Regions from separate parts of the Homo sapiens genome. Here region 2 is linked to region 1. A link is a contact called in ENCODE Hi-C or POLR2A ChIA-PET data. All regions are on one chromosome and are shown on one strand. Each heading gives the region's core, a stretch centred on a gene start or an enhancer-like site at or near the end of the contact. The rest is flanking DNA. Distances are from core to core; before and after follow the strand shown.

Region 1 (2,837 bases), core at 91-2,590:
AAATACTACCGTGTGGTTGTTCGGAATAGCCTTACCAGCTAAATGCCTGGTTTAGCTGTGGGTTTTTGTTTCTGTGTTTAAGTAAAAAAATAAAAACCTTTACCGATCTACAATTCACCCACTTAAAATATACAATTCAAGAGTTTCTGGTATATCACAGAGCGGTGCAGCCATCACCACAATTTTAGAACATTTCATCCCCTCGAAAGATACTCTACCCATCATCATTCACTTCCCATTTCTTCCCAGATTCCCGAGTCTCCTTTCTGTCTCTATAGATTTGCGTATTCTGGACACCTCATATAAGTGTAATTATAGAACATGTGTCCTGTTGTGTCTGGTTTGTTTCACGCGGCATGTTTTCAAGGGCTCTGTTGCAGCATGTGTCAATAGCTCTTTTTATTGCTGAATAATGTTCCATTCTGTGGATAGACCACACTTTGTTATCTATTTATCAGTTGGTGGATATTTGGGTTTTTATTTTTTGGCTGTTGTGAATACTGTTCCCATGAACATTCGTGTACAAGTTTTTGTGTGGATATGTTTTCCTTTCTTTTGGATGTATTACTTGGGAGTGGGGTTATTGGGTCAAATGTGTTTTGGGAGCCCCCATCTGAATTGGGTTCCAGTATCAGAGTAGCTAGCGACCCTTCCCTAAGGGGAACTGAAAGGCAGCTGGATGTGGGTGATGACCGTGTGCCTTTCACAGGATGCTTCTTTTACCTGGTGGATGGGCTCACGCATAATGGTCTGAGCCCCGACTCGGGAAACTTGTTTATACTGACGGACACCCCTGTGGGTCTTGTCTGACTACCTGGCCATCATTCTGGTGCTGGGAGTCCAACCTTGTTTGCTCCCACACGTCCTGGGGTAATGTGGTTGGTTCTTCGGATGGAGGGTACAGAGTCCGTACACCATCACAACAGGAAGCAAGTTCAAACATATATTTTAGAAGATGCTTTTGAAAAATGGCTACATAATGATTGTACAGATATCTGAGGTACATGTGATATTTTGATATTACATATAATATGTCGTGGTCAAATCCAAGTTCAAAGACTTATTACTTACATATCCTGGGCAGGAGGCAGTCCTCTGTCCTGGGTTACACAAGGCAAGAATGAAGAGTCAGGCAGAGAGAGAGAGCGACAGAGAGAGTGTGCACAACTGGCAGTATACATTATATAAGAGGGAACAGGGCGTGGGGCTCTGTAAGTTCTCGGGCAGGCCTGAGTGTTCTGTTTAAAGGAAGCAGATGGAACATGGGGAGCTCAGTCTGCTGGGTGTAGGAGATGCCTCTAAGTTCTTATCTTGGCCAGCGAGCTGGGCCTTTTGGGTGTGGTCTAGAACTGGAGACCGTGTCAAGGGTGACTAAGCCCTGCTTCTGGTATGAGAAAGTTAAACTTGTATTCAAAATGGATGCCAAGGCAACATAAAATTTGAAGAGTTTACTGTAATATACAAATTTTATGTTTAACCTTTTGAGGAACTGGTTTTTTTTTTTGTTTTTGAGGAACTGTTGAGACTGTTTTCAGTAGTGGCTTATGTTCTCATGGTAGTGAATGAAGGTTTCAATTTCCCCTTGTTTGTTTTTTTAAAATTGTGTTAAGCAGTATCTCATGGTTTTCACATGCATTTCCCTCATGACTAATCATGGCTAATTGTGTTGAGCATGGTTTGTCTACGTTCTTGGCAACATTGATACTATAAAACTTTCTTTCACCAATCTCTTAGCTATAACAGTATTTTATGTTTATTTCCATTTCTATTAATCATAACTTTGAGCATCTATGTATGTTCTTAACCATTAGGATTATTCTGTTGAATTCATATCTCCTAGGAAGTTTTCTATAGTTTAATGTGTTTATTACATGTGATTATCAAATTCCCTTTCAATTTTCTAGTCAGGAAATAATTGTCTGATAATTAGGCTTATGAAGTATTGTGAAACTAAAAAAGGGTGCCCAAAACTATATGTTTTGGCCTGGTAGCCACATTACAAATTAATTCATTACAAATTATTTCTAGTCTGTGAACAGGAGCTCTTGTGAGTCTCACCAGCGCTAGTCACATTCCTCAAGCTTGACCATCCCTTTGAGAACTGATGAAACAGCTTTGAAATTGGCAAAGCTGAAGAATGGACTTCAAAGCAGAGAAGGTGTGAATTGTTTTAAGTGGGAGCTTCATGGGAATAAAATATGAGGCGTGGCCCTGAAGGTTAGTTTGTGGTATGTTACAAAGTTAACTCATTCTGATTTAAGACCACCTTTTCTGAGAGTTAGGGGAAAGTGCTTTTTCTCTCTGCCATAGCTCGTATGGCATGGAACCAGACACTGTGTACACAGACATGCCCCTGGCCCCTTTAAAATACCCCCTGTTCCTCCCACCCTCACTTTCCCGGACAATAGCAATAAGTTTACCAAGAAAGATCTCATCTTCTGTCCCAACAGAAATTCTAAGTAGCATTTCTGCTCTCCAGTGGGGCTTGTGGTGTAAGTTGCATTTAAATTGGCATTCTTTTCTGCTGACCCTGAAAGGCTAGTGGTTTACTTGTAGGCAAATACTCTTGCTGTTTATTAACATACATTCTTCTGTGAAATTTCCTACTATGTTTCTTGTCTCTTAGTGTTGGTTTTTGATACCACAGGTGTGTTCTCTGACTTTATCACACTAGTTTTAACTTTGAAGCGTCCTCTGTTGGGGAAAAAAATCCTTGATTTTAATGTAGTTAATCCATCAGTTTTTCACCTTATATGATTTCTGCTTTTGGGATCCTGTATACGAAATACATCAGCTTCTCATAGGTTACAAATATATTTATTTTTTTTCTTCTATTA
Region 2 (2,700 bases), core at 152-2,651, 1.0 Mb before region 1:
GAGTCTTGCACTGTCACCCAGGCTGGAGTGCAGTGGCGCAATCTCAGTTCACTACAACCTCCGCCTCCCAGGTTCAAGCTACTGCCTCAGCCCCACAAGTAGCTGGGATTACAGGCACCTGCCACCATGCCCAGTTTTTGTATTTTTAGTAGAAAGACGGGGTTTCACTATATTGGCCAGTCTGGTCTCAAACTCCTGACCTTGTCATCCACCCGCCTTGGCCTCCCAAAGTGCTAGGATTACAGGCATGAGCCACCATGCCCGGCCAGAAAAACTGGTTTTTAAGCAATTACTGTATTTAGAAAGTATTTTCTACTTGAAAATTTTCAGTTAACACTTACATAGAGTCACAAAGGTCATAATTAAAATCTGTGTCCCGGATCCTAGAAAGACTGATAGCAGCATCCCTTTTCTTGGAGGACGGAATATATCACCATGAACAAGTTTCCAGCCAAATTCTTCCTGGGCATCTTCCTAAAAGGGGAATGAAATCAGTTCGATTGTCTCATGGTATCAACAAGACAACTATAGACAGTTTGTTCACTGTTGAATATGCTGTTACAGAAAACAGGTTTTTTTTAAACTTAAAAATGTTAGTACCTATTTCAATTTTGAAGAATACAGCTTGACTCATGGAGCTTAATATGGCTTTGCTGAACTGTCTTATATGTCAGTTTCTTAAATTTATGACATTAAGGTCTACAAATATACTTATTGAGAAACTTTACAAAGACAATGTGATTGCTACCTAATTCTACTCTAAGTCAAGCTTTGTGATCTGACTTGATGACGATTTTTAGTCACATTCTATCCTCTTCATCCTACTCTTAATGATCTCCACAATAAGCAAATGGCATTAGCTCTCATATTCTAGCTACTTTGCTAATACAGTAAGCATGGATGTAAACATTCATTGAGCACCAACTATAAGCTCGGCTCTGTTTAAAACACCAGATACCACAGTGAGTGTAACAGAAAAATTCCTACTCTCAGGAGTACATGATCTCATTGGGAAGGCAGACAATAAACAAAATAAGTCAGGAAAGTATACTGTACATTAGATGGTAATAAGCGCTGTACAGAAAAACAGGATGTATGGGTGTGTGCAGGACAGGATGTAACATATGTGATGGCTGGGAGGGGTTCAATGGGAAGATCACATTTTGTAAAGATCGGAGGGAGGTAAGGGAACTAGCCATGTAAATGAGGGGCAGACCTTCTTAGCAGATAAAACAGTGAGCTTCGTGAAGGCTCTGAGGTGGAAACCTATGTCTGCCTGGTCTGAGGAACAGCAAGGTAGCCGGCACAGGTGCAGCAGAGTGCTGAGGTAACGTGGGGCCTTAGAAGCCACTGTAAAGCCTCTGACTCTTGCTCTGACTGAACAGAAGTCCCTGGAGGGCCGTGCTCAAGAGTGAAATGATCTGACTTCTGTTTGAGCAGTTTCACTCTGACTGCTGTGCTAAGAGATGGGAAGTAGGACAGGGTTGTGGAAGCAGAGTCACCACTGGCCTGGTTCCACATGGCAACGCTGTGCAAATTAAGATAAAACTCCATTAACAGCAATTATGTGGAACAGCCAATTATAAACAGAGTATTTTAAAATCATTTTAATATTTAATAAGACATAAAATCAATAAAAATCATAGGAAAGAGACTATAGAGTACAAACGTTAAAAGCTTATGAATATTCATATATATTTTCCCCAATCAGAACAGGTCAGAGAGGTTGGGGGACAGGAGGCTGAAGAAGCTGGGGGAAGAGAATACAATAAAAACCTGAGTTTTTTGCATTCATTCCAAATTACTGTGATTCTTGTGAAAATTCTTTTATTATGCTGCCATGAAATGAAGAGTAGAAAATGTGTAACACTGTGCAACTTAAAAAGTTTGAGACTAAAGAGGCTGGAACATGCAATTATTTTAAATATATCAAAAGGTTGAAATGATACAAATTTGTTAAGATTAATTTTAAAAAATTAACCACACAAATAAAAATTGCTTAGGAGTTATTCCATTCAACTTTGTGGTTTCACAAACAGGTATGTGTCAGGGATGGAGAAACCTTACAGAGTTGTAACTGTGCACCTACACCCCACGCTGCACCAGTCCATTCCCACACAGGAGGCTGTGAACAGGTCAGCTCCCAAGGCTGTGCTGACTCCATTTCTATTTTTTTTTTTTTTTTTTGAGACAGAGTCTTGCTCTGTTGCCAGGCTGGAGTGCAGTGGCACGATCTTGGCTCACTGCAGCCTCCGCCTCCTGGGTTCAAGCAATTCTCCTGCCTCAGCCTCCCGAGGTAGCTGGGGCTACAGGTCCCCACCACCACACCCAGCTAATTTTTGTGTTTTTAGGAGAGATGGGGTTTCACCATGTTGGTCAGGCTGGTCTTGAACTCCTGACCTCAGGTGATCCGCCCACCCCGGCCTCCCAAAGTGCTGGGATTACAGGTGTGAGCCACCGCGCCCAGCCAAGAATATTAATTCTTAAGTATCACTTTCTTATTTGAAAATGTGAATTCAAGATAACTTTTGAGAAGAATTTTTTTGTTTTTGTTTTTGTTTTTTGAAGAATGTTTTAAAAGCAGATTCTAAAGCTATTATTTTACCTTTTTGCAAAATAACAATAAACAGTGTCCTTGGCAGACTAAAGACTAAAATGTTTCCACTTACCGTAGAGTCCATCTGATTATATCTAGCAATA

What was found. A loop is a pair of places that touch in the nucleus more often than their neighbours do. ChIA-PET counts read pairs that join two places held with the same protein, here RNA polymerase II (POLR2A). Pooled maps may share reads with other maps.
Region 2: a map with no recorded cell type shows a loop between it and region 1 (9-fold over the local background). The contact joins two enhancer-like sites. A Hi-C loop is called at or near these places in 1 of 37 single-sample maps with no recorded cell type and 2 of 50 pooled maps. POLR2A ChIA-PET finds 5 or more read pairs at or near these places in 2 of 52 experiments (H1 and activated T-cell).

Annotation. Positions count from the first base shown.
Region 1 is chr13:98,508,159-98,510,995 of GRCh38, reverse strand. The region is part of intron 2 of STK24 (serine/threonine kinase 24); the gene reads left to right. Among named protein-coding and RNA genes, the nearest start is that of STK24, 68 kb to the left of the region's middle. Within about 2 kb of position 1,340, at least 29 of the 41 ENCODE cell types and tissues checked have a DNase peak (open chromatin) inside an H3K27ac peak, as active enhancers do.
Region 2 is chr13:99,541,637-99,544,336 of GRCh38, reverse strand. It overlaps TM9SF2 (transmembrane 9 superfamily member 2), which reads right to left. Exons shown (of 17, transcript NM_004800.3): 9 at 2,670-2,700; 10 at 342-474. Among named protein-coding and RNA genes, the nearest start is that of LINC01039, 34 kb to the left of the region's middle. RefSeq lists an enhancer at 1,027-1,086 and a silencer at 1,437-1,506. Within about 2 kb of position 1,401, at least 7 of the 41 ENCODE cell types and tissues checked have a DNase peak (open chromatin) inside an H3K27ac peak, as active enhancers do.